3 separate regions of the Homo sapiens genome follow, and regions 2 and 3 are each linked to region 1. The links are chromatin loops, found by intact Hi-C in ENCODE. Cell type or tissue: heart right ventricle. All regions are shown on one strand. Links, peaks and the distances in the headings refer to the core of each region. The heading gives the core; the rest is flanking DNA. Region 1 overlaps PLXNA1 (plexin A1). Region 2 has its middle 24 kb from the start of CHCHD6. Region 3 has its middle 16 kb from the start of PRR23E.

Region 1 (10,076 bases), core at 1,366-9,365:
TGGCATAGTCCACAGCCCCTGTGGGACACTGGACAGAGTGCCAGCCACATGCCTGGTCCTACACCTGGTGCTTGCCTGCTCCATCTTGTCCCCATCCTACAAATGAGGTTATAGGATCAGAGAGGTGGGGTAACTTGCCCTGGGTCACACAGCAAGTGAGAGGCTGGTGCCAGAGCCTATCAGGTGAGCCCAGACACCATTTCCATGGAGCGCTTGTGTCCCCCACATGACCCTGGTGGCACCTGCCCGCTGGGCCTCTGCTTTTGCCCAGCAATGGGAGCTGATGGTGTCCTGGTGCAGGCCACAGTTAACAACTTGCAGAGAAAGTGACCCTGACTGCAGGGAGCCACAGCCCCCAGCACCCATCAGAAGGCACAGCTGGGGTGGGGCCTCTATCTCGCTGCCTTTCAGGGAGTGTCTTGTTCACACTCCTGGGCAGGCTCAGAGGGCACGGGCCTTGCTTAGGGTGGAAAGTGAAGGGGCTGGGACTCGGCCCAGACCTGGGACCCCCGAGGCCAGGCCTTCTGGGCTTGCTGCTGGGGGTCGCTGGCCATCGCAGGGGAAGGCCTCGCCCTCTCTGGCTGTAGTCTCCCATGTCTGACCTGAGGGTGTTGCTGGTTTTGTCCTCAGGGCAGAGTGGGACTGCAAGGGCCCCTCAGTCCTTCCGTCTCACGCTCACTGCCTGTGTGAGGCAGGGCCCATGTGTGCTTGGCAGATGCGGTTGTCCACCCTCCCCTTGGCTTTTCAAGGAACGTGTTTTCTCTGCACCATACAGATGGAGACACTGAGGCTTGTAGGGGCAGAGCCTGGGTGAAGCCCCACCACACTCTCTCTTTGTGCCCTGCCCCAAGGCTGGGGCCTGCTCTTTCATCCCTGGGGACAGTCCCCACTGCCCCCTCCCACCTGTTCATTCCATGTGGCCTAGCCCTGGCCCAGCCTCCCCTGCTCCTTCCTCCTGAGCAGCCTGGCCCCTGCCAATGAACCCTCTGCAGACAAGGACCATCTGCCCCACTTCTCCCCACATCCCTTCCCTGCCTGCCCTGCCCTCTCCTTAGGCCTGGCGGTGGAGCAGCGCCCCCTCCACACTGGCCCCCAGCTGCTCCGGAACCTCAAGCTATTGATTGCTTTCTCGTGCTCTTAGCTGGGAGCCCGCCCTCTGCCTTTCAGGTGTGATCTGCTCCCTCCTGTCTTAAACCCTCTCTGTCTGCACCTCTCCTCTGGGGGCTACCCCCAACCTCTCTAGAAAGACAACTGCACTCCCAGCCCTGCCCAGGGAGGCCCAGTCCTCCGGGAGAAGGTGCCCGGGGAGTGGCTCTCACCCTGCCCCTTCCCACAGCCCCTGCAGATCGATGACGACTTCTGCGGGCAGGACTTCAACCAGCCCCTGGGGGGCACAGTCACCATTGAGGGGACGCCCCTGTTCGTGGACAAGGATGATGGCCTGACCGCCGTGGCTGCCTATGACTATCGGGGCCGCACTGTGGTATTCGCCGGCACGCGAAGTGGCCGCATCCGCAAGGTCAGGCCTGGGTGGGGTGGGGTGAGGAGGGGGCTTGGGGCAGGAACAAAGGCTTGCGGCCGTCCCAGGTGGCAGGCCCAGTGCTGCTGTATGCTGTGGGAGGCTAGATCTGGCGTACAGGGGGCAGGGGGAATGTTGCCCTACACTAGGCCCAGTGACCTTGAAGGGCCCCACTCCCCTCTGTGCCTCTGCCCATGACTGGCCCCAGGCCCACTAAGCAAGGACACTTTGAGACCACGCAGGAGCCTGTGCAGGGGCCCAGGGATGCTGAGGCGGGGGCTGGCTCTCCAAGGGCACTTGACCTCCTGGGGAGGCTGCTGTGTGTGGGTGGTGAGGGCAGGCCTGCGCGGCCCCCTCCCCTCTGGGCCCTGCTCCCCAGCCAGGAGATCCAGTGTCTGCTGCCTCAGCACTCTGCCGGGCCAGAGGCCTTGGCCCTGCCTCTCCCCAGCCCCTCTACTGGGCCAAGGGCAGGGCAAGGGTAGTGCCCCTGCCTGTCTTTGGCTGGTGCTTGAGGAGCTCCAGCACACAGCCCTGGGCTGGCCCCACGGTGGCAGGGGGAGGGCTAGGTGCTACAGGGATGGCTGTCTGGTCTTCAGGGTTCTCCTTTCCTTCCCCAGAACAGTGGGCTGGACAGAGGCAGTGCAGAGCTTCCTGGAGGGTGTGGGTGGAGGGGAGCTGCCTGGGCTGGGGTGGGCACCAGGCTGGCCTGGTGTGGAGGAAGCTCCCGGAGAGACTGAAGGGTGGGGATACTTGGACACCCCAGAGGCCCAGTGGGCAGTGGTGGGTCCTGGGGTGCATAACCGGCACCAGAGGCTGGTGCCGATGCAGCTCCCCTGAGCCCATGTGTGCCCGCGAGTGGGGCTGGGCCGGGGGCTGGCCAGGGCTTGCAGCTCTCAGCCCGGTGCCCAGTGTTAGGAAGGGGGCCTCCCATCTCTGCCATGGTAGTTGCCCTGGGAGTGGTGGGGAGTCCTGCCCCTCCCTGGCTCTGTGATCTCTGGGAGGGGATCCCCTGCAGCCTCAGCTTCCCTCTGTGAAATAAGCCAGATGTTCAGGCTCTGGGCTGGGGGCGGGGGGTGCTGGTGGTCTTGGGGCCCGTGGGGGCCCAGCTGCTGATTGTAGGCCCCCCAGGGTGGGGGTGCCCTGGGGTCCTGCTGGTTCTGCTCATAGTGGCTATGAGGCTGAAGCTGATGGGGAAAGTCCTGTGACCCCTGAGTTGGGTCCTCTGCTGTGACTTCCCTCTTGGCCCCCATGTGGGGTACCGCCCTGTGGCTCTGGTGCGAGGCCCCTCCCGTCCTCTCAGCCTGCACTCCCTCTCCTCACACTGGAAGGCACACAGGGCTCTCGAGCGCATGGGGTGGGTGTTGGAGTGGGTTTTGCCAGACAGAGGACCGTGCTTGTGTGGAAGCCCAGTGCAGCAGCTTAGAGACATTTTGTGGGGCGCCCCAGAGCCTGTTACCCAGCCAGTGACCAGGTTCCTCTAGCCCTACCCTGTTCCTGCTGCCCAGCACTCACCCTCTTGTGCCCCAGGGGCACCGTTTGGGTCAGAGCTTTGCTGAGGGAGCAGCAGGACACAGCTGTTCCTCTGGGTGCCAGTTGGCCTGTCTCCCCTGCCTCCTCACCCCAGTCCCACAGAGGGAAACTGAGGTACAGAACAGGGAACTGCAGAGTTGGGCTTGGGCCCATCTATGGGAAGAGGCTGCTTCTGGGTTGAGATTCTACCAACTCTTCCCCTTCTTCCTGCCCCCATTCCTTCTCCCAATTTTCCCCTTCCCACCCCTAGTCCCAAGGAGGACCGTTCTCAGGGAGGCAGGTATGGGTGGAGCCTGTCCTCTGCTCCCTGGGCCAGGTGCCTCCTTGAGCCTGGCTTTGTGGGCAGCTGCTGGATGGTGCAGCTGGGAAGGTGGAGGCTGCGTCCTCATGGCCTGACATGGCTAGTTCCTTCCTGGTGACCCTGGCCGGGCCCCCACCCCTCAGAGCCCCAAGTTCTCCTCAGAGGCTCTAGGTGCCCATACCTGCCTCCCAGCACCCAACCTGGGTACCGCCTCCCTCCACCCCCAAACAAGTCTGGGCTGGGTGCCGTGGGCCATGTGTGAGTGGCACCCTTTGGGAGCATCTGGGGTCAGCTGTGCCCAGGGGTTGCTGGCCTGGCAGAGTCTGCAGTCGGGGACTTGGGTCTGAGTTTTGTTCGGAGGCCCCCCCAGGCAAGGCACGCCTCTGCTTTGTCCCCCTGGATGCAGACACGGTCATGTTGGTGAAGAACCTGCCGCCTGTACTCTTTCACCCAAATCCACCTGCTCTCAAACTGTCCAGCAGCTGGGCATGTCCCGTGCAGGGTTTTTGAACCTCAACGTCATGCAAATGCTGCATGTCATTGTGGGTCCCAGCCCTCTCCTTGCCCATTGTGTGGCCTTGAGCAAGCCGTCCAGCCTCTCTGAGCCTTGGTGTCTCCTCGTACCATGCGGACCTGGCATGCTCGTGTGGCCTGGGGTGTGTGATGAGTGTTGACCATGCGCCTGCACCCTACAGAGGCCTCATAGCAGCCTGTCATCTGTTTGACAGGTGGGGAAACTGAGTGCTCAAGGCAGGTGCTCAGGGCTGCTGGCTCTTCCCTCCCTTTCTGCGGTTCCTTGGAGGAGGCTGGGCAGAGTTCTCTGCTAGCCTTGAGAGCTAGGCCCCTTCCTCAGTGACCCCCTCTCTGAGGAGCCCCTTGCCACCCACTCCCACCTGTGTTACAGTCCAAGACCCTGGCTGTCTGGCTAGCTCCTGCCCTCCGACCTGGCTGGGAGTGCTGCTGCTGTGGGTGCATTTTGGGGTGGCTGCCTGTTCCATCCGCTCTGCCTCCCTTGTTCCCTAGTTACCGTGGGACCTTCAAAGCCTAACTTCCCACCACAGGCCACATGGGCAGAGGGTGCCCTGGGTTTGGGGTGAGGGGCCAGGAGGAGGAGATCTACCCTCACTTGTTCTGGGGCCTGGGTTCGAGTCCTACTCTGCTTGCCTTGGCTCTGTTATGTCCTGCAGACTCCAGTGCGAGGCCTCTGGCCTTGCTCCACTGTGAAGGATGCTTGCTCCCCGCTGGCCACACAGGCCTCTACTTGGCCTGGCCCGGGGGCAGCAGAACTTCACTTCTCCTCGTCTCTCCTTGTCATGCTGACCCAACCTGTGTGTGGGGCTGGCTGTGGTCCAGGGTCCAGAGCCAGGGTAAGGAGGGCCATGCTGAGCCCGGCCCCTGGGCTGCCCTGCCTCCTTCTTGCTCTCAGGGCCTTGGGAGAGGCCGGGCCCCGGGGCTCCCTCCTGCCTGTTCACATAGGGCTTCTCCTTCCCTGAGGCAGCTGGCCTGGCTGTGCTCTCAGAGCACAGGGCCCCGCCTCCTGCCTTCTTCACTTGGTCTCCTGGAGCTGGGCCCTGGGGACCCCCAGCCCACGCTTGACCCAGGGGCAGGCCTGCCAGGCTTACCACTCCCTGTCTTTCCCAGGCCAGTCTTTTCCGGGCTTTAAAAAGTGTCTGGGGAGCTCCAGGGACTTGGCTGGCCCCGGGCCAGTTCCTGTCAAACTGTTGGGGTGTGAAATTGTAGCTGATTAATTTAAGACCTGCCAACTTCGGCTATGGGGCTGACTGGGGGTGCCCCTGTCCCCCCTCCTTTCACCAGAGCCCTGCCTGGCACCTGCTCTGCACCCACACAGGCAGCCTCTCCCCCTGGGGTGCCTCTCTCAGCGAACTTCCTGCGCCCTGCTCCCAGCTCCTCCCGTGGCCTCTGGGGACCCCGGGCCATGTCAGGAGCTCACAGGAGCAGCCCCTGTTTTGGGTCCTGTAGCATCAGCCCAAGTACCCCCATGGGAGGGGAGAGCACAGGCCCCGGCCTCCTGCAGAGCGGGTGCTGTCCCCCTACAGAGGAAGCTGGGGAGAGCCTTGCCCTGTGGGCCGGCTGACGGGCACCCGAGGCCAGCCCTGCTCTGGTCCTGCTGCTGCTGCGGGGCAAAAGGAGCCAGCCCCTGGCTGAGGCCCAGCCTGCCCATTCAGGGAATGTAGGCCTGACTGCCTGAGCACCCGGTTTTTCAAGATTCTGGAAACCTGTATTTTGTGTGAGATCTCTTGGTTATTAAATCCACGTTGTAAGAGAGTATAACAGGACCAACTCAAGCATCCCTTTGGCCACCAGTTTGTGGCCCAGGGACCTGCACTGTGGCCTTGAGTAGCTTAGGGAAGCCACCCACCTGGGCTCTGAGGCATGGCCCTGGTGAAGCCCCATCCTCTGGGGCCTTGGTTTCCTTCCCTGGATGTTGGGTGCATCTGGGCATACCCCAGGGAGGCTTGGGGCTTGAAGTTCCTTCTGGAGCTGACCCCGATGAGCCATCACAGCATCTCCCTGTGGCGGTCCCTGCACAGAGGCTGCAGCTGCAGTTCCCTGTGTGCGTCCTGGCCTGGCTGGCCCCTGTCCCTGTGCTCATGGGCCCTCAGGACTCATGCTGCAGCACCTCCTGCAGCTTTCCTGGTCCCCACCATTCTTCAGCACTCCTAGGGGTTCCCAGTGGTGGAACCTGCAGCAGCTGGGTCTCTGAAGTGCTTAGGAGGCCTGTGGCATTAGTTGCCATCCCTGAGCTTCGGGAATGGTGGCCTGCGGGGCCTGGAGCTGGAGCGAAGCCTCTGGAGCCCTGCGCAGCGTGGGAGGTGTCCTCCGCCCGGCCATCTTCCTCTCTGCAGACAGCTGGGCACCTGCTGTGTGCCTGGGCTGCCTGGGGACAAGGAACACCTGCCCCCTAGAGGCCCCACTGCTCTAGAAGCTTTCAGCATGCTTTAGAGGCCTCTTTGCACTCCCCTCATACCCCCGGACCCCAGGCAGGATTTTGGAATTTGTAAGTTCTGGAAGTTGAGTGGCATCTCACAGCCCACGCAAGTGCAAGGCAGTTGGTGGCAGGTGCCCACTGTGGGGTTGGCAGCTTGAGCCTCTTCAGGTCTGTAGTGAGCCTCCCTGTCCAGGGTCTGTGCCAGGGATGTGGTAGGAGACCGTCCTGAAAGAGCTGGAGCTGGGGGGGCAAGAAGTGTGCTGGCCACAGGCAGCCCTGACCCAAGGGAGGTGCAGGGCAGGACTGAGCCCCCAGCCCCTTAGCCGTGGAGAGGCTGCTGTCCCCCACCATTGAGTTTCATCTTGTGTGTTGTTGAGGGAGGGACAAGGGGAGTTGATTTCAATGACTTGCCCTTGAAGCCTACAGTCATTCCCAGGTACAGCCTGTGCTGCACTGTTGGCGTTCTTTGGGGACGTGCCCCTTGCACCTGCAGCATGCAGCCCACTCCCGAGCCTGCAGGAGGGTCCTGTGCCCTGCATGGTCAGCCTGTGACAGACGCCACATGGAAGTGACACACATGGAAGCGTGCATTGGGGGTGTGTCACGGGAGAGCATAGGCACCTACCATCCCCGGCAGCCCCTCCTGGTCCTTCCCTTCCCAGGGTGACCGCCCTGGCTGGCTCCTTTGACGCTGTGTGCTGCTATGTGGGCTCTGGGGTTGAGTCATCATCTTTTGCTTGGCAAGACTCTTCCTTACTGTGGGCAGCTGTGGTGCGTGCCATGTCCTCATGTTGCGTGTTTCAAGCACACATGCCTGTGCATCCTGCCCACTCTGGATGGCCATGGTGTTGCCAGTCCTTGCAGGCCTGTTGTAAGCATGGCTGTGTGTGGATTCCTGTGGCAGAAGGATGGATTTCTTTGGGGTTTCAGCCTGGGAGCAAGGCTGTGGAGCCTCTGTTGTTGTTCTGCCTTAACTCTCTGGGACCACCTCTGCTGCTGCTGAAGGACTTGGTGGCGGCCTGTGGCAGTGCCCGGCAGCATGTGGGGTCAATGGGCATGAGGCAGGTGCTCTGGGGCAGGCCACCGGGTCCGTCTTTGCTGTGCCCCCACTGGTAGTCTTGGTGGGATGGGGCAGAGCCAGCTGCCTGTCATGGCTGCTCTCTGTGGGGCCTGAGTGTGTGCTGCCACTGCCCGCCCAGGCCAGCAGTCCCAGTCCCCTTCACGGGGCCCTGCACGGTAACCTGCCGACATCTGTGCTTCCTGGTGAGCGTGTGCCCGCCCCCTTTCCGCCTCTCCTGGATGTAGTTGGCCACTGTGGGCTGAGCCATGAGGATGCAGGGAGCGACCTGCTGTTTGCCCTGTGGGCATGATGAGTGCCGTCCCAGAGCTGGTGGTGTGCGAGGGTGCATAAGCATCGCTTCTGCTTCCCAGTGGCTGGCAGGGCCACCCATGGGGCACTCACGGAGAGCCCTAAGCCAGTCAGGCCTAAGCCAGGGCACGGGCCCGTCAACACCATTGATAAGGTGGAGGCAGCAGTGGCTTCCCCATGCCGTCCTGTGTGTGCTCGGGCTCATGGCCAGCCTGGCAGGGGCAGCCTTGTGAGTATCCACACCGGGCAGTCGCCTTCCCCCACAGGCACATGGGGCCTGTGGTCCCAACCACAGCAGAGACCACGATGTAGGAGGTGCTGGCAGCGTGCAGTGGGTATGGAGGCTGGAACAACCCAGGGGACTGGGTGGTCTGCTGGAAGGGTGTTCTGGGGACAAGGAACAGGAGGGCCAAAGCTCAGAGGTGCCCCCCGTGGATGCTGGGAAGCGTACTGTGCCTTTTGGGGTTTCAGGGGCTGCCTCGGGCACACTATGCTTGTGTGGTGGGTCACTTCACCAGAGAAGGTGGCTGGACCAGCTGGATGGGGGGTAGGTGCTGATGTGGGTCTTTGAGGGCCCAGGGCCATGGGGTGGCACTAGGGTCAGAGCTGGAGGTGGCATTGAGGTCACAGGATGGAGGAGAGAGGGCACCAGGCAGCTGGTGGGTTTGAGGGAAGACACTGGGGCAGATGGTCCCTGCTGCCTGTGTCCCCACAGGACCCGTGCTGGTGACAGCCTGGCTGTGGCGGAGACTCTGGCCAAGCCCCAGGTTAGCCCGGAGCCCAGGCAGTGGTATGTGACTGAGGTGGTGCAGTCTATGGTGGTTCACGGTGGCCCCACCAGGTGTGGCCTCACCAGCTGGGTGCTAGGTTCCCCAGGCAGCTGTGCACATCTGCCCCACAGCAGGGCCAAGCACTTCCCCTTTGGAACCATGAACTCCTGAATTCTCACACAGCTCTGTGAGGTGGATGTTGGCAGATGAGACCAGGGGTTGGGGAGGTCCACTCCTTGCTGAGGGGTTGCTGCTGGGGCAGGCTGGAGCCTGTCTAAGGCAGCCCTGGCTGTCCTTCACCTGCCAGGACCCTGACCTCAGTCTCTGCTCTCCCTGTGTGCTGGGGGTTGGGGGTGGAAGAGATGGGATTCCTAGGACACTCTCTCCCCCGACAGGTGTGTCTGGCCTGATTCCAGCCCTCGGGCTTCCTGCAAATCCTGTTTTAATTACCCAATTACTGCCAAGAGGAAATTGCTAATTGCTTTTCCAGTATCAAGTTCCTCCTGGCCTTTCTGAGAGTGGTGGGGACCCAGGAAGGAGGCCTAGAACCTGTCCACAGCTGGAGGAGGGGGCAGTCCTGTGAGGGGTGAGGAGGGTCTGGGAGTGGGTCCGCTGGGGCCTACCTCAGCTGTGCAGTTCTGGCTGGGAAGGGGAGGGGCAGGTGGGCTCTGCACCCTGTGGGGGTCCTGAGAAGAGAGGGCAGCAGAGGCTCCTGCCCCTCGGGCAGCCCTTCCTGGGGCCACCTCAGGCTGGGGACGGGTTTGGCAGCTGCCTCTGCAGAAAGGCTGAGAAGTGTGTGAGGCCTCCACGTGTGGGCACCTCCTTAGCTGCTGCCCCGGTCTTTGCCTGTCCCCACCTTGTCCTGTCCTTCTCCCAGCCCTGGGGCCCGGAGGCAGCTCCACAGGTGCATCCCCGCCTCACAGAAAGAGGGAGGGCCAGGCCCCTGGCTGCCATCATGGGGCAGGCAGAGTTGGGCAACTCCCCTTGCCAGGTCAGGGCCAAGCCGGGCAGCCCCCTGCCTCCCGGCGGCTGGGGCGCGTGCCGGTCCTGGCACATAGCCTGGGTGGCCCAGACATCCTCCCGGCACCCCCGCCTGCCCTCAGCCCGGAGAATGGGCCCTTTGTTGGCTCTGGGCGGGATGGACAGCTGACCTGGCCGGGCCCTCAGCTGCCCGCCGGCAGCAGTTGGCCAGGGCTGTGGCGGTGATGGGAGTGGGTACAGCCAGCAGGGCCAGCCTGGGGCCTGCATTGAGCCCTGCCTGCTGTGTCCTGGGGGCAAAGGGGTGAACCTGCTCCCTGGCCTATCTGTGGGGAGGGTCAGATGAGCCCTGTGGTGGTGGGAGGTGCTCAGTCCAGGAGTGAGGGCCATGCCTGGCGTGGCCTGGGCACTGAGAGGCCTCGGGACTGCACTTCGGTCTCGGCTCCGAGCCCAGGGTCGACTCGCCCGTGTGCATGTAGGACAGGTACCCCAGGGTTAGATGGTCCAGGCAGAAGCAGGTGGGGGCATCCCGTGTTCCGCCAGCCAGGGGTGGGTGGGGGCCTGGTGCAGCCAAGGGGCATATCCAGGGAGGCTGCTGGCTCTGCTGAAGCCCCTTGGGTCAAGGGGAGGGTCCTCTCAAGCAGGGGGCGGCATGCATG
Region 2 (10,076 bases), core at 773-8,772, 320 kb before region 1:
CATAAAATATTATTCTTTGTCCTAGTTAATTAACACTTTAGTCCTTAAATTTTATTTTTTTCTAAATACTACCATGGCCAAATCTACTTTCTTTTGTTGGTATTTGCATACCTATCTTTTTCTATGCTTCTCAATGTAAATTTGTCTTTTTCTTCTATATATATCTCTTAGGATAGGATATGGCCTAGTTAGTCACCTTTTATGTCTTAGAAGTTCTTGATTAATTGAAGACAGGTACAAGAAATCAGATGATAAAGCCAAGAACATATTGCAACAGAAGCAGATTCATGGTTGCCTTGGGCTGGCGGTGTTGGAGGGGTGAGAAAATAGGGAGGGGGAGAATGGGAAGTGATGGCAAGGGGTTATAGAGTTCATCATTTTGAGTAATATAAATGTTCTAAAATTGATTGTGGTGATTGATGCACCTTTCTGCGAATATGCTAAAAGCCATTGAGTTGTACACTTTCAATGGGTGAATTGTATGGTATGTGAATTGTATCTTGAAGCTGTGAAAAAAGAAGATATTGAATACATAAAACAAGAATAGGATGCTATGGAGAAGAAGCAATTACAAAGCCAGAAAATAACTCTTGTAAATTTGAAGTATTATTGTCAAAATGTGTGTGTGTATATGTGTGTGTGTGTGTGTGTGTGTGTGTATGTATATACATATTTAAGCATCTTATGTTGCATTTTTCTGTTACTTGTAATATTATAGTAATATTTGAAAAAAATACATATACACATTTATTTGTATACACACATGTGCATATATATCTATCTCTATATGTATAATAAAATTTCCCACAGTATGGGACAATTAGGTAAAAAGGTTTTAAAAAATGAGAGAAAATATAAGAAACCAAGAAAATCAATCCATGAGGTTGAAATGCCTAATAGACTCAAAAATAGAGGACAGAGAGAAAGGGGCATAAATAGTAAAATAATAATATAATAATAGAAGACAATTTCCCAGAACTGAAGCACCTGGGTCTTCAGTTTGAAGGGAACTCAAATGCCCAGCATAATGAATAAAAAAAGGCCCATGGGACATCAGCACAAAATTCCAGAATATCAAGAATAGTGGAAATATCCTACAAGCTTCCAAAATAGGTGGATGCAGGGAAGGGACATTTTGGCATCAGCTGCCTCATCAGGTACTCAGGCTGCCAGAAGAAAGTGAGGACTGTCTCCAAATTTCTGGGGGAAAGGAATTTTGAACCTATACATCTAGGACAAGCCAATGTTTAAAGGCAAATAGATCTTTTCAGATCTGAAAGGACTCAAGGTTGACCTTGCACACATTTTGAGAAATTATTTGGGGTTTCTCTCCACCAAAAAGGGGATGCACCTTGAGGAAGGGCTCCAAGAAGAAAGTGAGTCCATCCCAGAAGGATAAGGAGTAGCAGTCCTTGGGTGACAGCCAAATAGCAGTTAGAGAGTGACTGATCCAAAGAGAAGGAGCGAATTGTCCAGGAACAAACCAGAGACTATAGAGCAGCCTCTCCTCCTTGGTGGGGGGAGTTTGCCCAGCAGAGCCTATCCTCAGCTTATTTCCAGGGTCTGCAAGGGTGACTTTCCAGCAGGCTGCCTTCCCAACACCCAGCCCCCAAGGGCAGATGGTGGAGAAATAACCCACAGACATGTAACTACCCAGATGGATGACCTTGATCAGGTCCAGGAACAGAAGAATGAAGGAAGAAGCAGAAGAAAGGAGGTGAGCAGGGGTACCAGTTAGCTGTTGCTGTGTGACAAAACACCCCAAGGCTCAGTAGGTTCAAATAACAACCGTGTAGTACTGCTCATGAGTCTGTGGGCTGGCAGGATGCTTCTGATCATCTGAGCCGGACTCAGCAGGGCTCACTTGGGTATCAGCTACACATCAGCATCTGGGATGGCTCCGCTGCTGCTGAGTGGTATCTTTCTGAGTGGCTAGCAGGCTAGCCCAGAGATCTGAAAGGAAGAGGAAGCATGCAATGGCTGTTACAGCCTAGCCTCAGAACCTGAATCCCCTTACTTCTGCCACATTCTGTGCACCAAAGTGAGTCACAGGCCAGCTCAGATCCAAGGGCTGAGAAATGCACTCTGCATCTTCTCAGGAGTTACTGCACAGTCACCGGGCTGAGGACACATATGCAAGGAGGGCTGCAAAACCATGGCCACTGTTGTAAACAACCTACCATGGGGACGGAAAATAAGGATTTTTTAAAGGTAGCAAAAAGTTACTTCTCTTACCACGTGGGATCTCTTTTCTTTTCTTTCCTTTATTTTTGTTCAAGACAGAGTCTCACTCTGTTGTCCAGCCTGGAGTGCAGTGATGCAATCACAGCTCGTTGGTGCCTCAAACTCCTGGGCTCAAGCAATCTTCCCACCTCAGCCTTCCAAGTAGCTAGAACTACAGGTACATGCTACTGCAACTGTCTGATTCTTTTTTTGTAGAGACAGGGTCTCACTATGTTGCCTAGACTGGTCTAGAACCCCTGGCCTTAAGCCATCCTTCTGTCTCAGCCTCCCAAAGCACTAGGATTATAAGCATGAGCCACTGCACCCAGCCAGATCTTTTTTTCCTCTGTGACCCGGGCAGAAATGGACCATTTTCCAGATGAGAAATCTAGACCTTCTGTGTGGTGCAGACATTGCCGTGTTCATTTCCCTATATTCCACATATAACGAAGTCTCTGGGTGGTCCCAGGCTGGAATCCAGTACATCGCTGGAGCAGAGCATTGGACGGGAAACTCTCCCACTGTGGCACGTGGTGGCAGCCGAGGTCTCCAACTGAGGCTGTCAAGGGAAGGAAGAGCTAGCTCCCCACCCGCGCCCGCTTCTTTGCTGAAGTTGATCTTTCCAGAAACCAAGCATGGAGGTTCTGAGGGTAATGGAAGTGCCTGCTCAGGCGGAAACTTAGAATTATGCCAGCTGCTCCCTTGGCTGCAAATGGAGACCTTAAGTCACCTTGGAACAGACTCGCCTTATTATCTCTGGAATCTCCTTAAATTGTATAAATGCAAGGCAGGCCGTCACTGCTTTTTTTGAGAAAGGGTGCAGATTGACCCTCGCTTTCTCTGACTTGGAAATGTCTGCCCTTCCAAAGAATCCTTAATACACAACGTCAGGGAGAAGGGGGTGGCAAATTCACCCAACGGCCAAGAGCCTGCCAGAAAAAAGGGATTTGGGACTCTGTTCCCTTCTTTTATTGGAGCCAGAGGCTCTCAGAGAGGCCCCCGGCGGGAAGGGTGGCCAGGCCCCAGAGTGTACCTCTCTGCAAGAGAAGGACAGAGTCTGGCTGGGGGTGGCCTGAGCAGCCGTGCAGCCTCGGGTTCTTAAACAGGGTGTGGCAGAGGCTCAGGCCCTGTGAGCAGCCAGGCATTCAAAGAGCTGTCGGCTTAGAGCCTCCCGGAAACACCTGCCTCTGGGGTTCTTGAACAACTTGCGCGGCCGGGAAGCTTGTACGCCCAAGATGCAGGATGCCTGTTAATCGGAGCAAGCGGGAGGACGAAAGGAAACCATGTGGCAGGAGATGGGCCCCTCTGTGTGCGCAGCTGGACTCGGCCCTTTGCTCGGATCCTAGCACTCATGACAGCTGGCCTCACGAAGAGGTCCTCTGGTTGGCCTCTGCCTCTCCGATTCCCGCACCCCTTAGAGCTAAGGCCTCTGGCACTCCTCTCTACGACCCCACGGTCCTTTCTCTGCACCACCCCACGGTCCTTTCTCTGCACCGCCCCCACCCCATCCCTGGGCACAGGGCCTGGCATCAGTAGAGGATTCTTGCGCGAATTCGGTGCACGCCGAAACATTCTACAGAACCCATTTCCACTTTCAGCTGCGTGGGCCCGGCAGGAACGCGCTCTTCCTCGCGGGCCAGGCAGGCAGCCCCTTGGGCTGGACGCAGGTACCTCCCCACAGGGCTTCTCAGAGCGCCAGATCGCAGCATGCACTTCTGAAGGCGGCCGCGAGGTGGCACTGCGGCTTCTTGGGAAACAGACAATGCGAGGTCTCCTTTCAGAGGATCTGGCCTGGGCTGCCCACTGACCCGCGCAGGCGACGGGGACGGGGCACGTGCCTCCCAGGCACTGTCAGTCGGCCACCCACAGGGACCCAGCACCTCCAGGGCCGGCCAGTCCTGCCCAGAGTGGTTCCCAGGGGAGCTGTGTTCCAGCTCGGTGCCTCCACCTCCAGGTCTTGATTTCCTCTTAAAATAAGGAGGATGACACAGATTACAAGGCAATGAATAAGAACACACTCTATGAACTATAAAGCCGGGCAGAAATGCCTGCTGTGGATGCAGGGATGAAGAGGGACAGGAGAACCCAACGCTGCTCTTAAGGAATGTCCTGGGGGCACGACTAAAACTCACCATGGGCCGAAGGCAGGGTGAGGCTTCGGAAGTGTGAGAGGCTCCGAAGGCATCCTCCTAAAAGGGAACCATAGAAACTAACAAAGCTAAGCGCTTTGCAGCTGGAACTCATTGAAGCCTCACATCTGCCTCTGATTCTCTGTAGATTCTCTACCTTAATTATCCCTATTTTACAGAAACTAAGGCCCAGGGAAGCTGTGACCTGGGGGAGCCCTCATGTTAGTGAGTGGGCAGGAGGGATGCAGAACTGGAAGTGGGGAGAGGCACTGGAGGGAGATGGGATGGAGTGAGAGAGGGCAGGAAGGTGAGAAGGATGCCTGCAGGAGGGAAGCAGGGGCAGCATGGGGCCCTCGGCAGCCCACAGCTTCTTTCCTTCTCCTCCCAGGAACTCCATCAAGGTCCCATAAAACTGGGGCCGGCACATTGGCCTCTCAGATTTGGTTACTATTCACTTGCAGAAACCACGTAACCTATAAGAATGCATTTTATTCCTCCACGGCAAAGGTATTGTCTGCTGGTAAAAGCTGCAGAGTAGTAGTTATTGGAGGTGCAACCGGTTTCTGCAAGTTCTGATATCTGGAGACAGATCAGAAACTAGGAGTCACTGGGAGCTGAGTAACTTGATTATTCCACTTCATGTGGTTTCAATTATACATTTATTTATCTCACAGCATTATTTGTGCTTCTCATCCTTCAAACGTGATGTGTGGAGCAGCTGAGAATTTTCCGAGAGGAGATCTGAGTGTGCTTCTTCCTGCCTGTCTTCCTTCCTTTTTAATGAATACAATAATTAGTGGCTAAATAAAATTCGCCCACAGGATAGGTGCATACAACTGCTTCATGAATTGGCAGATGACAGTAACGGGCAGCAAGCCTGGAAAACCTATCACACAGGCTCAGAGCACCTCTTTTGTCAACTTATGACGAAGAACATCTATAGGCTCAGGAAAGAAAATTCAGCAGCCAGGGAGTGTGGATGAATTTCTTAGGTCTGGCAGACAAGATGTTTATGTCACACACAGGACTGAAATTCTAAGCCGCAAAGATATCAAGCCTGGGCTTGGAGGAAGATCTGGAGTTTTCTTCATTTACAAAGTCTGTGAATCCTGGATTATCCCACACTTATCCAAGACACAGGGAAGCAAAAGACACAAGGCTTTTCTTATGAAAAGCAGAACAAGGAAGACTTGGGAGTCCAACAAGTGAGGTTCCAAGACCCAGCCTGCAGGAGTACGGCTAGGGCTGGAAGTTGTTGCCCATCCCACCAAGACTTGTAGGCCAACCCAGTGTATCCACACTCAGTCTCTCAATGGCAACCACTGATCTTTTTTTCTGTCCCCATAGTTTTGCCTTTCCCAGAATGTCATAGAGTTGAAATCATCCAGCCATGCTCTGGGATAATTCTTCTGTTATAATCTTCAGATTGTCAATTTCATTTTCAGCTATATTCAGTCAATTTATCAGCACATCTATTGAGATTGTTTTTCCTAATTTGGCAATCAAGCATTTAATACCTTTTTTTAAAAAACAATAGAGACAGTGGTTCGCTATGTTGCCATCTCTTCTGATACTCTTCCTCAGCCCCCTTGGGCCCCTGGTCCTCCAGGGACCACTTATGCTGCAGCATCTCTGCAGGTCACCCTCTCTCTCAGCAAACGCTGACCTTTCCTTTTGCATTCCAGGCTCTGACATGCATAGCATGTGGATTTTAATTTCAGGAATCCATAGCTAAGTTTTTTTTTGGAGGGGACACTGGCCAGACACAGATGCAAACAGGCACAAAATTGTGCCAGCCCCATGGTGGTTTGTGGGGGATTTGGGGACTTTGGGGGACCCAGTCTTCTAGCTCTATTTGCAATGCAAACACAAGGTTTCTACCTAAAGGGTATTGTTTAGTGGGGCTGACAGAGGTTACAGGAGGGATGGTAAAAGTCCCCCAGCCGCCAAGTGGGGTGGTCCCTGTTCTGATGCAGGATTCTGATAGTGACCTTGAATACAGAGGAGGTGACCCTCTCCTTGCTCCTCACCTTGGTCAGCCACACCAACAACTGCTCAAAGTGCATAGGGTATACAGAGGTCTTTCCTCAACAATCTGCGCCATTTGGCCAAGTAGGCAACTAGAATGACCACTGAAAACTCAGAGGAAGAGTGCCAATTTATAGCTCTCATTATAGTGTAATGTTATTTCCTTAAAAGTTTGTGCACACATTTAATGAACTCATAAAACTTAAACTATCAGAGTCTTGTGGTGAGGAGGCAGGGTACTGTTCTTGTAACTTCACATTCTAGCAGCTCTGGGTTGAAGCCACCCCTGCAGGGCTGGGAGCTGGGGGCAGGTGTGTGAGTGACTCCCCCAGGGGGCTCTTCCCAGGCCAGGTGCCCAGACAGTTTCCCCATCTGGGCTCAGGACCTGGGCTAGCAGGGTGCCAAGCCTCCCCAAGGAGGAGACTCTTCTCCCTCCCCATGCCCATACCCCTTCCTGGGCCTCAGGCCCTGATTGCTATGGTCAGGCCGGCCACTAACCAGGCTGCCTCCATTCCAGCTCCACGTCCCACACCCAAGGGCCCAGCTGGCAATGCTCCATGAGGCATGACCAGGCCATGCGGGGTCCTGGAGAAATCTTCATCTTCTGAGCCATGTGGACCTGGTTTCAAATCTTGACTCTGCCTCCTTCTAGCTGCATGACCTCAGGCAAGTCACATGCCCTGTCTGAGCCTCAGTTTCCTCATGTGTAAGATGGAAATATCCAACGTGCCAGGTTCCTTGGAATGCTGTATATCATAATAATAACCATTGATACTTGAGTGTTTCTGTGGCTGGCCGGGTCCAGGCTCATTCTGCACGCTTGCAGTAAATCAATCACTGTGACAAATTTTGCAAAAGAGAAGAGAGTTATTTCCCTCAAGGGCGCCAAGTGAGGAGGTGGGAGAACAGCCCTCAAATCCTCCTGCTGGAAGATAAGGCTTAGGGGTATTTACAGGTTAGGGGAGCGGGGTTCTCTAAGGCTTGGGGGAAAAGGTGATTGGCAGTGGGGAAATGAAGCAACACATTCATTCTGCACAAGTGCAGTCGGGGTTCATGGTATTTCATAGGACATGTGTACAGAAAACAGCAGTGGTAGCATGACCTGAGGGGGTAGGTTTTGGCTCTCCGATGTCAAAAAGCCACCTCTCAGGCACTTGTGCAGGCCCAGTTGAAGGGTCAGTGGTCTCAACTGGTTTGAACTGGACAGGAGCTGCCCCAAGTTCCTGAAAAACAATGGAAGTGACTATGACCTTGGTGACCGATGAATGTTATCTATAAAGTAGCCAGTGAAGGTTAAGTTTCAGCATTCAGTGGTGAGGCCTTCGGCTACCACAGACTTTAGCTTCATGGAAAAATGAAAAAAAAAATAACAAAAAGTGAGTGAGTGGCCAAAAGCAAGCGGGCCAGGCAGCCCCGATCAAATTAACCCCTTGGTTTCATTTCCTCTTTGCCAGGTATTATTCTAAATCCATTACATGTATTAATTCATACAATCCCATGTCAATCCTATAAGCAGGTACCATTATTATCCCGATTTTACAGATGGTGAAACTGAGGAATGCAGAGATTAAAATATATATATTATATATATGTTACATATGTGTGTATGTATATATATATGTATGTATGTATGTATCTCACAAGCTTTCCTTGATGCCCTCTCTGCTCTAAGCAGGACCAATGGCTCGTCCGGCCTCAGCCCCTGCCGTTCCCAGCCCCTGTGAGTTCTGACAGTGCTCTGGGCTGCTCCAGAGCTCAGGCTGTGAGCTCTTGCCTGGCTGTGGTTGCCCACGCCTGGACTGGCTCTGAGCATGCTGCAGAGCCCCAGGGCTCCAAGCAGACAGCTCCTGGGAGCAGGCACAAGCCTTTGTTTGAGACAAATCAGGAAGCCCAGCCTCCACCTGAGTCTGGGCTGCCTTTCAGATCACAGCTCTGCGTGCAGGTGTGTGTGTGTGTGCAGGTGTCTGGGTGTGTGTGTGTGTGCAGGTGTCTGGGTGTGTGTGTGCGTGTGTGTAGGAAGACTAGTGAGAGGAAATGGGATGCAGGCTGAACAAGCTCTGCTCTGAGCAACCTCAGCCCCCCTCGCTGAGAGTTCTGTGGCCCATTTGGCTTTGCTGCGCCAAATGTTCTCTTTTTACCCTGCTATCCTTGGGCATCCATGTCCTCTGCCTCTCCCACTCCAGCCAGCTCCGCTCAGGAGAGCTGTGATAAGGGACCACCTTCCTGTGGCACAGCCCCAGGGGAAGCTGCTGGGGCTGTTTGGCCGGCTGAGCAGACATCCACTTGGCTGAATGGTTAAAACCAGGGCTAAAGCTGAAGCTTAAAACTCTGAAAAGCAAAAAAAAAAAAAAAAAAAAAAAAAAAAAAAAAAAAAAAGGGAAACTGGGGCCAAGGAGGCTGATCCTGACTTTCTGCTTGAGCCACTTATGCTTTTCAGCTGATTCATTCCATCTGGAGGCTTTGTTCACACGAGGAATTTCCTGGATGGAGGGAGAGCAGGTGGGAACAGAGCATGGGGACTGGGAACAATGGACCAAGTAGCTTCGTTGTCTGGACTCACTCTCTCCCTTTCTGCAATTCACACTCTCACACACACACACACGCACATGCTTTATTCACATTGATGCACTGCACACACATACGCCCTGACACAGATGCAGCATACTCACACTGCACACGCAGCAACCCTGTCACAGCCTGGTCCTGTCAGGAAACAGATGGCTGCTCAAATGGGGTACTTGGAGGGGCTTGGATAAAGGTGTGGGCAGGGCTGGTTTTGTGAGGCAGTGCGTCCAGCCCAGGGAACAAGTTGCCATGGCAGTGCGTCCAGCCCAGGGAACAAGTTGCCATGGTCTAAAGCAGACAGCCCTTCTGTGCCCTCTGCCAGGGCCTGGTCTATGGGTGTGTGTGTGACCCACAACTGCCCAATGCCACTCCAGAAGATTGTTGGTGGCTTCCAGAAAACATTTCCTTTGTTCTGAGAGAGAGAGAGAGCTACATGAAGGCAGAGCCCTTTTTGCACAGAAGAGGGCACAAGCCATAAGTCTCTATGGCCTTCATGTGGTGTTAAGTGTCAGGTGCCCAGAAGGCAAAAGTGGTGGAGGCTTGGCACCTTTGACCTAGATTTCAGAGGATGCACCAGAAAGCCTGAGTGCCCAGGCAGATGCCTGTCACAGGGGTGGAGCCCCCACAGAGAGACTCTGTTTAGGCAGTGCCCAGTGGAAATGTGGGGTTGGAACCCCTGCACAGAGTCTCTACGGGGCACTGCCTGGTGGAGCTGTGGGAGCAGGGCCACCATCCTCCAGAGAGCAGAATGGTAGAGCCACCGGGAGAATGCAACCCCAGCCTGGAAAAGCCACAGGCATTCAACTCCCCACCCCTGTGGCTTTGCTGGGCATAGCTCACATGGCTGCCCAAGGCCTTAGGAGCCCACCCTTCACACCAGTATGCCCAGAATGTGAGACATGGAGGCAAGGGAGATCATTCTGGAGCTTTAAGACTGAATGTCTGCCCTGCTGAGTTTCAGACTTGTGTGGGGCCTGTTACCCCTCTCTTTTGGCCAATTTCTCCGTTTTGGAATTGAGAATGTTTACCCAATGCCTGTATCGCCATTGTATCTTGGAAGCAAATAACTTGTTTTTGATTTTACAGGCTCACAGCTGTAAGGAACTTGCCTTGAGTCTAAAATGAGACTTT
Region 3 (10,076 bases), core at 1,360-9,359, 180 kb after region 1:
TGAGGACTGGGGGGTGTGTTGGCCTCAGAGTCACCTCATGCAGGCAGAGAAGCAGCAGCATGTCAAGCCCAGGGAGGACATCACCCCTTTCCTAAGCTTCACCTCCTGGTACCAAGGCTCATAGCCCCAATCCTATTCAGGGGAGATGCTGGTGGCCACACTGAGGTATCCCCAGGAAAGGGCATGGAGGGAGGGCCCTGGGGCTGCGCCAGGGAGGCATAGGCCATGCTCTGGGAGAAGGGGCTCTGCACACTCAATGTCTGCCAGTGGAAGATGAGACCTCAAGCCGTGTGTCCATGTGGAGGGATTTTGGGGGAGACACTGGGGCCCAAGGAAGTCTCCTGGAGTCCTGGACTGAGGGCTTGGCTGTGGATGATGGGGAAATTTGGAGAGAGGAGGCATGAAGCAGGACCATGAGAAAGGGGGGCTGTGTGAGCAGAAGGTGAACGCGGGGTATGGGGAGGGAGAGCAGAGGGAGAAGTTGGACATAGGGCACTCGGAAGGTGGAGGGTGCTCTGGAATGCTCCAGAGGAATCTGGGGAGACCTCTCCTGTTCATGCCCACTGTGGGCTGAGTGCATAGAATAAAAACAGAGCTCCTCTCATGAGCCAGCCACCCCCCTGGCCTCTCACTCTCCCTGGATGCCCCAGCCCCTTTGCCCCCGACACATGGGCCTCTCTCTCTGGGACTGCTCAGAGCCTCCACACTGCCCTTCTATGGACAGAACACTTTTCCCATGCAGCTCCTGCTCATCCTTTAGGTTTCAGCCCATGTCCCCTCCTCGCGGCCTCAACCCAAGCTGTCTGCTGTGTGTTGCCCTCTGCTGTGCGTGGCCCTGCCTGATTTTCTTTGTCACACTGGCCACGACCTCCAAGTGTCTTGGTAGTGTTTTTGTTTACCACTTCCTCTCCCAACAGGTTTGTCACTTCCAAGGTGACTTTGTCTACCTTGTTCATGACTGTAACCCCAGCTCCTAGAGCACACCCAGCACATAGCAGATGCTTGAAAGAAATTTGTCAAATGACTGAATCCAGGCGCCTTTAAATTCTTACCCATGGGAGTGGGGGCATTGTATCACCACACTTGATTTTCAGGGAGGAGGCAGAGGTGAAAAGAGAGTCACCCGTCCATGGCGACTCCACGGGTGAGGGGCTGTGGCCGCTCCTGAGTTGGTTTCCTGCTTCCTTCCTGAGTGGCCTTGCACAGGCCATCCACCCTCTCTGGGCCCCAATGTGGGCTGTGTGAGGAGTGGGCGAGAAAACATCCACGGAGATGTCCTGCTTCAGGCCAGACACCTGTGAGCCCCTGTTCCAGGCCACTGACACACAGATATCTGGTTCTGAGTGGCTCTTACGTGTGTCAACATTGCCCTTCTAACAGCCCTGCTGGAGTGGGGGAGGCCTGAGCTTGGAAGAGCCTCTGAAGGGAGGGCTGATGTGTGAGGGATTTATGGACGCTGCTCGAAATGAAAAGCAATTCAATTCAATCCCAGGGTCGTAAGAGACTTCCCGGAGCCTCACTAAGTGGGTCTGGAGCAGTGATCAGCGTTGCAAATCTATTAGCTGTGCTCGGCATCTGGGGCCGCCGCATGCATGAGTCATCGGGGTGGGAAGCCAGGAAGCTGCATCGTCCGGCAGGCCACTCATCAATTAAACTCCTCTCCGTTTAATTAAGACATAAAACATCACCCTGTGTGTCTGCCAGAGGGGCCAGACACCCAGGGCTGTGGCAGCCCCACAGGCAACCCCCCTGCCACCCAGACCCAGACATCCACCCGGCTGTGGGGCCACCGAGGAGTCTTTCTGTCCATTTCCCTGCCCAGGACTCGGCATCCCCAGTGGAGGCCCCTCTGCTTGTATGCTGCTGGGGTGACTTGCAGCTCACTCCTCTGTTCCTCTGCCACCCTGGACAGGACGGCAGAGTGGTCAGGTGTGCCTCTGGGGTCAGGCTGCCTGTGATCAGGCTACTTAGCCATGTAACTTTGGCCCAGTTCTGAGTCCCTCTCTCTGTGCCTCAGTTTCTCCAGCTGCACATAGAAGGATGGGACTAGTATCATCAGTGCAGGGTTAATTTGAGGATTAAGTGAGTTAAGGTGCACAGAGCACTGGGGACAGAGCCCAGGCTGTGGACAGCATCTCTGCACTCACTGCTGAAATGCCTCCTCCCAACCTTCCCTGTCTCTGCTGCCAGTCCTTTGACAGTCAGCCCCAGTGGACCCTGTGCTTGTGCTTCCAGGACCTCTGGGACACATGGGGCTGGATGCTGGGCAGCCCTGCTAGCTCACCTCCTGCACCAGGAGTTCTGAGGAATAGGCCTGGCTCTACTCGCCCCCCATGTCTCTGGTGCCCAGCACAAGCCCTCACGTAAGTGCGAGCCAGCAGGTTTCCCAGGTGAATGGATGACATGAATAATTCCTTCTTCGACTCTTCTGGGCCCCAGAGAATAAGATGAAGGTGGATGATGTGTTAGAAAATTGCCATCCCTGGCATCAGGCTGATCCAGTCAAAATTCCAGCTCCTTTGTGTAACGTCCTTCCCATCTCTCTACCTCAGCATTCCCATCTGCAAGTTGGGTGCTGCACTGCACCTCTGCTGCTGGCTCAGTATCCATTCCTTCCTTCGTCCTTAGTAACAAACATTGTTTTGCAGGAGGAGCAGTAGTTGTCTCAGCAAAGGTAAGAAGAATCCCTTTGCCAGTCTTCCTTGCAACTGGGGGCAGCCTAGAACTCCCCTGGGACCCCACTAAGCCAATGGAATGTCCGTGGGGTCTTCAGGGGGCTCTGGGAAGTCAAGCCTGGCACTGGATCCTCCTTCCTCACTCACGGCCTTGAATTTGGCAACTAGAGCCAGCCTGCTGAGAGCAGAGCTAGAGGCAGCCCCTGCCTGCCTCCAGACCCCTCACTGGACGCTGCATGACCACAAGAGGCTGAAGACTCTGTGAATTGGGGTCTTCTGTTTCTTAGAGCTGAGGGCATCCCACACAAACCCAGCAATGTCACCCCCACCAGGAGCACACAGAGTGCCTACTCTGGTGCCCTGCACGGAGCAGGTGCTGGATAAATGTGTGTCCACTCGTGCCCAGCCTGGCTCACCATCCTGCTGGCCTGCACAGGTGCAAGAGAAGCAGGTGAGGCTCCATGCTGTCAGCACATGCTGCGGAACCTCTAACTGCTGCAGCCTGCCCACCAGGGCCAGCCCAGAAACATCTAGTGTGCAGTAGCATGGGAGAGAGAGCCCCAGAGAGGGAGGGTGAGGTGCTCTGTGGGCCCAGCAGCAGTCACTGGGGGTCAACCAGGGAAAGTTTGGCCTTGAGCTGGCCTGGCAGATGGCATGGCTTTGTCATGAGAAAATTCAGGGGAAGGGCAGTCCAGGAAGAAGGTCTGCAGGTAGGAAAGCCCAAGGCAGGGCTGCATACCATCCCCAGCACATGGGGCTATGGAGGGCCCATGGGAGGGCACCTTGACAGAGCAGGTTAGGGTGGGAGCAACCGGATGGTGGGCTGCATTCTGGCTTCATTCTGTCAAATGGCATCCCCACACTTCCGCCATCTGTGTGTTTTGTCAGGGTGTCATACCACCTACGCTATTGTTTACTTCATACACACTTTCAATTCAGTTCCCTTTTATAAACCTAAACAAATGTATCTATGGATCCCGACAAGAAAGCGGAAAGGCAGTACCACTTGCCATCGGAGGTACCTGAGAACACAAGCACAATGAGCGCCTGAAACAGCCAGCGAGCCAACTTGCGATTCTGCCTGCCAAGGCTCTGGCCTGACGCCGGTTTGCTCTCTATTCAAAAGGGAGATTCACACATGTTGGAGAGGTGCGAAAGACAGGCTAGAACAAGCAGAGACTTTCTGAGTGCTGGAGTGAGCAGGCTGGGAAGAGCACTGGACAGGACTCAGCACACTGATGACATGAGGCCTGATTTAATGCAGGGCAAATGTGCATCCCACGCAGAACCTATGAGCAAGAAAATATCATCGGAGAATGGGTTACTGGGGCAGACAGGGTTTGATCCACGGACGGTAAATGAAGATACAAGATTTTGTTGTTGTTGTTTATAGAGTTAGGGTCTGGCTCTGTCACCCAGGCTGGGGTGCAGTGGCATGATTATAGCTCGCTGCAGCCTCTACCTCTGGGGCTCAAGCGATCCTCCCACCTCAGCCTCCTGAGTACCTAGGACTATTGGTTTGTGCAACCACGCCTAGCTAACTAAAAAGTATTTTAGCGATGGGGTCTCATTCTGTTGCTCAGGCTGGTCTTGAATTCCTAGCCTCAAGCAATCTTCCTCCCTTAGCCTCCTGAGTCACTGGAGTTATAGGTATAAGGCACTGCATCCGGGAGAAGGTTCTTCTAAAAGGGAGAGGATGCTGGGGGGAGAACAGGAAGGGGTGAGAGTCAGGGCAGACCCCCCAAGGTATCTGTGTCCTTCTGCCACCTCGAAGGTGGGCTCTCCTTGCTAGCTGAGTGCAGATGGCCTTCAAGGTCTGCTCTTGCTAGAATTCTCTGTCTCCCCCAGTGGGAACTATTCAGGGTCATGGAAATGGAGTCTGAGGGGGTAAGAGAACTGCCTGACCCCAGAGCTTCTGACCCTCAGATCATGTCCATAGAAACTACTGCCCCCCAGCACCAATGGCTCTCCCAGTCTTTCCAAGGAGCATCAGGAGGTGCTTCTAGGATGAAGAGAGACAAAGGGTAGATTGGAGGGGCTGCAGCCCTGTGAGCTTAAGGATACCAGCCCCATGAAAAATCCTAGAATAAACAGTTACATGCACGGTTTGAAGCCAAAAGAGCCAACCACCAGGAGTTGACAGGGGCCCACTAAGAAACATTTTGATGGAAGACCGATATCATGTGCCACAAGTAGATGGTGATCAGATAAACACGAGGAGGATGAAACAATGTCATCCACTACATATCTACCCTGGTTGCTATCTGCCTCCACTTACTGCACTTTTATGAGGCTTAAAGGAGTTTTCTTCAACGCAAAGAAAAGAGACACTTCAGAGCGTATTAGTCTATTCTCATGCCGCTAATAAAGACATACCTGAGACTGCATAATTTATAAGGGAAAGAGGTTTAATTGACTCACAGTTCTGCAGGGCTGGGGAGGCCTCAGGAAACTTACGATGGCAGAAGGGGAAGCAAACACATCCTTCTTCACATGGTGGCAGCAAGGAGAAGTGCAGAGTGCAGGCAGGAAAAGCCCCTTATAAAACCATCAGAGCTCGTGAGAACTCACTCACTATCATGAAAGCAGGATGGGAAAACTACCCCCACGATTCAATTACCTCCCACTGGGTCCCTCCCATGACACGTGGGGATTATGTGAACTATAGTTCATGATGAGATTTGGGTGGGGACACAGCCAAACCATATCACAGGGTAACAGCTGACCTCACTCGAGATTCTTACGGGCAATCAAGAACAGAACAGCACTCTCAGTTATGACTGTTTTTATGAATATTTTTTTAACATTTGTTGGTAAATTCTGGCAAATGCAATAACACAGGAAACTGAAATGGGAGGTAGGACTCTTGTAAACAGCCACGTTTATCTTAGTTTAGTATACTTACATCCCTCTAAAAAATAGAAAACTAATTACAGTGAAGGGACTTCTGTAGGTGGCTGAATATAAGATAAATATATGCAAGTAAATAGCTTTCCTATAAATACAGCAGCCAGTTAAAAACTGTGACAGGCACAGAGATGTGCTGCTCAAATCCCCTTCATAGAGGGACTTCTTGCTCCACCTGCTGGGAATGTAGTCAGCAGCCTTCAGATGCCAGTCTTTTCAGGGACAGCCTCAACGGGAGATGGACAGCCTCAACAGGAGATGGCCACCCTGACCTTCCCAAGGGTGGCCTTCCCAAGGCTGTACACATCCAGTGACTGAGGGAAGCAAGGATGAAACCCCAACTGGACACCTCCAACAGGGTGTTTTAGTTCCTGGGATCCTCATGGGGTCAACTAAGGTCATCAGGCCTGCCTGGCCCATGAGCTCTCTTTTTTTTTTTTTTTTTTTGAGACGGAGTCTCGCTCTGTGGCCCAGGCGGGAGTGCAGTGGCGCAATCTCGGCTCACTGCAAGCTCCGCCTCCCGGGTTCACGCCATTCTCCTGCCTCAGCCTCCCGAGTAGCTGGGACTACAGGCGCCCACCATCACGCCCGGCTAATTTTTTTGTATTTTTAGTAGAGACGGGGTTTCACCATGTTAGCCAGGATGGTCTCGATCTCCTGACCTCGTGATCCGCCCGCCTCGGCCTCCCAAAGTGCTGGGATTACAAGCGTGAGCCACCGCGCCCAGCCCCATGAGCTCTCTTGAACTTGACCTTGACCTCTGTCTGTCCAGTCCTGCTTCCTTCTCCTCTCCCCCATAGCATTGATTCCAAGAGTCAGCTGCCTGGAGAACCCAACATAGAATAATAATGTTTTGGGAAAAATGTCCCCTTAACAATAGCAACAGAAAGTATAAAATAGCCAACAATGAAATATTAAATGAATTTCATAAAGAAAATTAAAACCAGGGGAGAGAGTCCTGCTTCAAGACAATAGGCCATCAAATGCTACAGTTGCCCTGTGATGCTTAATTTTGGTGTCAACATGACTGGGATTAGGGATACCAAGGTATCTGGTAAAGTGTTATATCTTATTTTTGGGTATATCTGTGAGGGTGTTTCCAGAAGAGATAAGCATTTGAATCAGTGAACTGAGAAAGGAAGATCCACCCTCAACAATGCTAGCAGGTACCATCCCATCCTTTGAGTGCATGGATAGATCAAAAAGACAAAGGAAAGGCAGATTCACTCTTTCTCTGTCTCTCCTTGAGCAGAGAAATCCATCTTCTTCTGCCCTCAAGCAATGTAACTCCAAGTTGTCAGGCCTTGGACTCAGACTAAATTATACCATGTCTTCCCTGGTTCTCCAGCTTGCAGATGGCATATCATGGACCTCTGAACCTCTATAATTGTGTGAGCCAATTCTCACAGTAAATCTTCTATCTATCTATCTATCTATCTATCTATCTATCTATCTATCATTTATCTCTCTATCCATCCATCCTGTTGGTTCTGTTTCTCTGGAGATCCTCGACCTTTGCTAAACCCTGGCCTGTGACATACCCCTCTCTGCACTAAATCCATACCAATAAGAAAAAATATTCAACAATTTAACAGAAAATTAACCATCCCACTTGTAAATAAGAAGGGGACTTCTTGGTAGACTTGAAACTGGGAGGAGTCCCCAAAAATGCACAGAATAGATGGGATTATATGGGAGAAAAAACTGCTGGCCGGACAAAGTAATGTCTGCAAATGTCAAATCAGCAAATGTCTAGAGATGCCCATGCTGTCTTCAACAAAGGGAGGAGCCCCTCCAGAGAGAGTTAACACATGAATCTTCAGGAATTTCTAAAAGCTATCGTTAAAACAAACAAACACTACACAATTACATTCAGAAAGATAAAGACTACTACTTCATCCATAAAACAAAGATGGGGGTTATGAAACAGAACTAAATAGAGATGGTGGAAATGAAATATATAACATTCCATGTAAAAGATTAATAGATTGGACACATTGCAGAACAATGCAGCACAAAGGAATAAATAGCTGGAGAGTATGGAAAAATGGGACATTGAGGTTTCAGGGACGTTCAATATCTATCTAGTTGGGATTCCAGAATGGATTAAATAAGAAGAAATATTTTCAAAAAGTAAAACAGAACCTCTAGAACTAAAAAATAAATTAATCTTCAAATCGAAGGCACACACTGAGCAAATCACCGTAAGACAAAAAACTGGCCACACTATGCTCACATTCCATTACACCAAGGATAAAGAATCAACCCTAATAGTTACCAATAAAGAATGTGGGCCATATATAAAAGAATAGTCAGATGAAATCAGCAAAATGAAGGCAAGAAGATAATAAAACAGCATCTTTAAAGTGCTGAGGCAAAATAACTCTGGAGTTGGAATTCTATACCCAGCCACACTGTCAACAAGGACTGATAATAAGATGAAGTATTGGAATATTAAGGTATTTGTATCAGTTTATCACCCTCACAGATCTTCACTGAAAAAATTAATAAAGGAAGTTATCCAGTAATTACAAAAATACAGTAGGAAGCTGTGGAAGCCAAGAAGCAGTGGCAGGCAGAGACACACATGGAAGGCATTAAGCTTGCAGGCGTACTGATTAAAAGTAGTCTGGGATAGGCGAGAAGGGCAGAGAGGGTAAGAAGATGCCAAGAAACTGGCCTCTGCTGAGGAAGAATGACATGGATTCACTCACACAGTAAAGGGTAGCAAATGCAAATTGATTAAATATATCTGTGGAAAGACAGAGACTGGCCTGTAAATATTAACAAAAGAAGGAGGGTATATTAGTAGCCACATAATCTAAAATAAAATTTAAGGAAATGTCATTATAAAGAGTCAAAAACAATGGATCAATCATGATTCAGAAGGAAACACTCGAAGGATTAAGAGAAGAGCAATGAATGAAAGTCCTACTTGCAGGGATACTGGTGTTAGAGTTGGTAGCTAGGCAGACATGAGCAGGGAAGGAGAGGGCTCCCCCAGCAGGAATATCAGGCCACCATCAGGTGATGGTCAGGTGGTTGTTAAACTGTCTCTCTAAAATAATAATTGGTTGCACCAGGGAAAGGCAGTCTCCCAGTAGATAGAAAACACCTGGAGCTGGTAATCAGCAGCTTTCCGATAAGATCTCAGGAGTTGGGTGAGTGGGCTCAAGCATGTGCACTAAGAGGCAAAATGGAGTTTAACTGGTACATGACCCTCCTCTAGGAACACTCAACTGGTAAGGGAAAAACACCTCAGATGAGCATGTGCATAACTTCAGTAAATACACTGTGCAACCCCTCCCAAGTGGGCCTCTCTAAGCCCACCCCAAGGGAAGAATCAGGGGAGAAGAAACACAAACCCCAAGTCATGCCAGTGTATAAAACCCCACAGCAAAGGTCGGACGAGGCACCTGAATCTCAAGTTGCCACCCTGGCCCTCTTCCAAGTGTACTTTACTTTTTTTTGGTCCTGCTCTAAAATTTTTTAATAAATTCTCAGTCCTGCTTAAAAACTCACCTTGGTCTCTCACTCTGCCTTATGCCCCTCTGACGAATTCTCTCCATCGAGGAGGCAAGAATTGAGTTGCTGCAGACCTGTATGGATTTGCCGCTGCTCATATTGGCAGGGCTAAAGGAACCAACAAGAGATGATGAGGTCCCCAGGGCCCTGCCGAGGTCTGCAGAAGAGGGAGAGAGAGTGGGAGGTGTTCCAGGGCCCAGGGACACTTGCAGCTTTAGGAGAGGGACAGTTGATTAGGAATGCAGTTGCCACCAGCCCACAGGCCTGCAGGGAGGAATTGGGCGACAGAATCAAGAACCTGAGCCCACCCTCTATCCTGCTCTCTGATTTCCTGAAAGCCAGAGCGGGCAGGAGTGTGGCAGATGCAATCTACTGAGGGAAGCTGCTGGGGCTCCAAGCAGGGCAGAAAGGTAGGCCTGGAGGGGCAAGCAGGCGGTCATCACTGAGGGGTGCGTCTCATCCTGGTGAAAGGAATGATCACCAAGAAAATATAACAAGCATAACCATCAGTGTACTCAACAACAAACTTGAAAATACACAAAGCTCAAAAGATAGCACAAGGAGAAACAGCAATCTACATCACATGTTCACAAGTAGATCACACAGAAACAGTGAGAACATCAGAAACCTCTGTGATATAATCTAACCAGTACCAATTAAAACAGTAAAGCAGGATATTACCAACTAGACAGAATTCAGGTTTCCCATGATAACACTGGAGCTGGTCTGTAGGGGTAGGGAGGTGGGAGGGCCGCAGTCACTCAGCCAATGAAAGGATTCTGAGAGAAATCCTTTCTTTGGGGAGAAAGAATACAGGTGTTGCTTAACATTAGAATTTTAAGAATATGCATGTGTTAATAATTTAAAGGTAATGACCAGAGGCCGGGCATTGTGGCTCGCGCCTGTAATCCCAGCACTGGGGGGCTGAGGCAGGTGGATCACCTGAGGTCAGCAGTTCAAGACCAGCCT

The links. A loop is a pair of places that touch in the nucleus more often than their neighbours do. Peaks named below come from ENCODE experiments on the same cell type or tissue, not always from the same donor. Only the 100,000 strongest peaks of a DNase experiment are listed, where the experiment ranks them.
Region 2: it touches region 1 in a loop (4-fold over the local background); 67 of 110 quality-filtered maps call a loop at or near these places.
Region 3: a loop joins it to region 1, with 2.0 times the contacts of the local background. A loop is called at or near these places in 27 of 110 quality-filtered maps.

The regions. Positions count from the first base shown.
Region 1 is chr3:126,990,048-127,000,123 of GRCh38, forward strand. PLXNA1 (plexin A1) reads left to right here. Exons shown (of 32, transcript NM_032242.4): 3 at 1,337-1,519. Among named protein-coding and RNA genes, the nearest start is that of PLXNA1, 12 kb to the left of the region's middle. RefSeq lists enhancers at 4,905-5,538, 4,987-5,046, 7,439-8,072 and a silencer at 9,359-9,653. In heart right ventricle, for the core only: no CTCF peak of the experiment used is centred there; DNase peaks (open chromatin) are centred at 4,868 and 4,978; H3K27ac peaks cover 2,514 bases.
Region 2 is chr3:126,675,465-126,685,540 of GRCh38, forward strand. No RefSeq gene overlaps it. Among named protein-coding and RNA genes, the nearest start is that of CHCHD6, 24 kb to the right of the region's middle. RefSeq lists enhancers at 3,411-4,017, 3,533-3,632. In heart right ventricle, for the core only: a CTCF peak has its summit at 3,951 (motif pointing right); a DNase peak (open chromatin) is centred at 3,957; H3K27me3 peaks cover 832 bases.
Region 3 is chr3:127,171,670-127,181,745 of GRCh38, forward strand. No RefSeq gene overlaps it. Among named protein-coding and RNA genes, the nearest start is that of PRR23E, 16 kb to the right of the region's middle. In heart right ventricle, for the core only: a CTCF peak has its summit at 5,779 (motif pointing left); no DNase peak of the experiment used is centred there; H3K27me3 peaks cover 629 bases.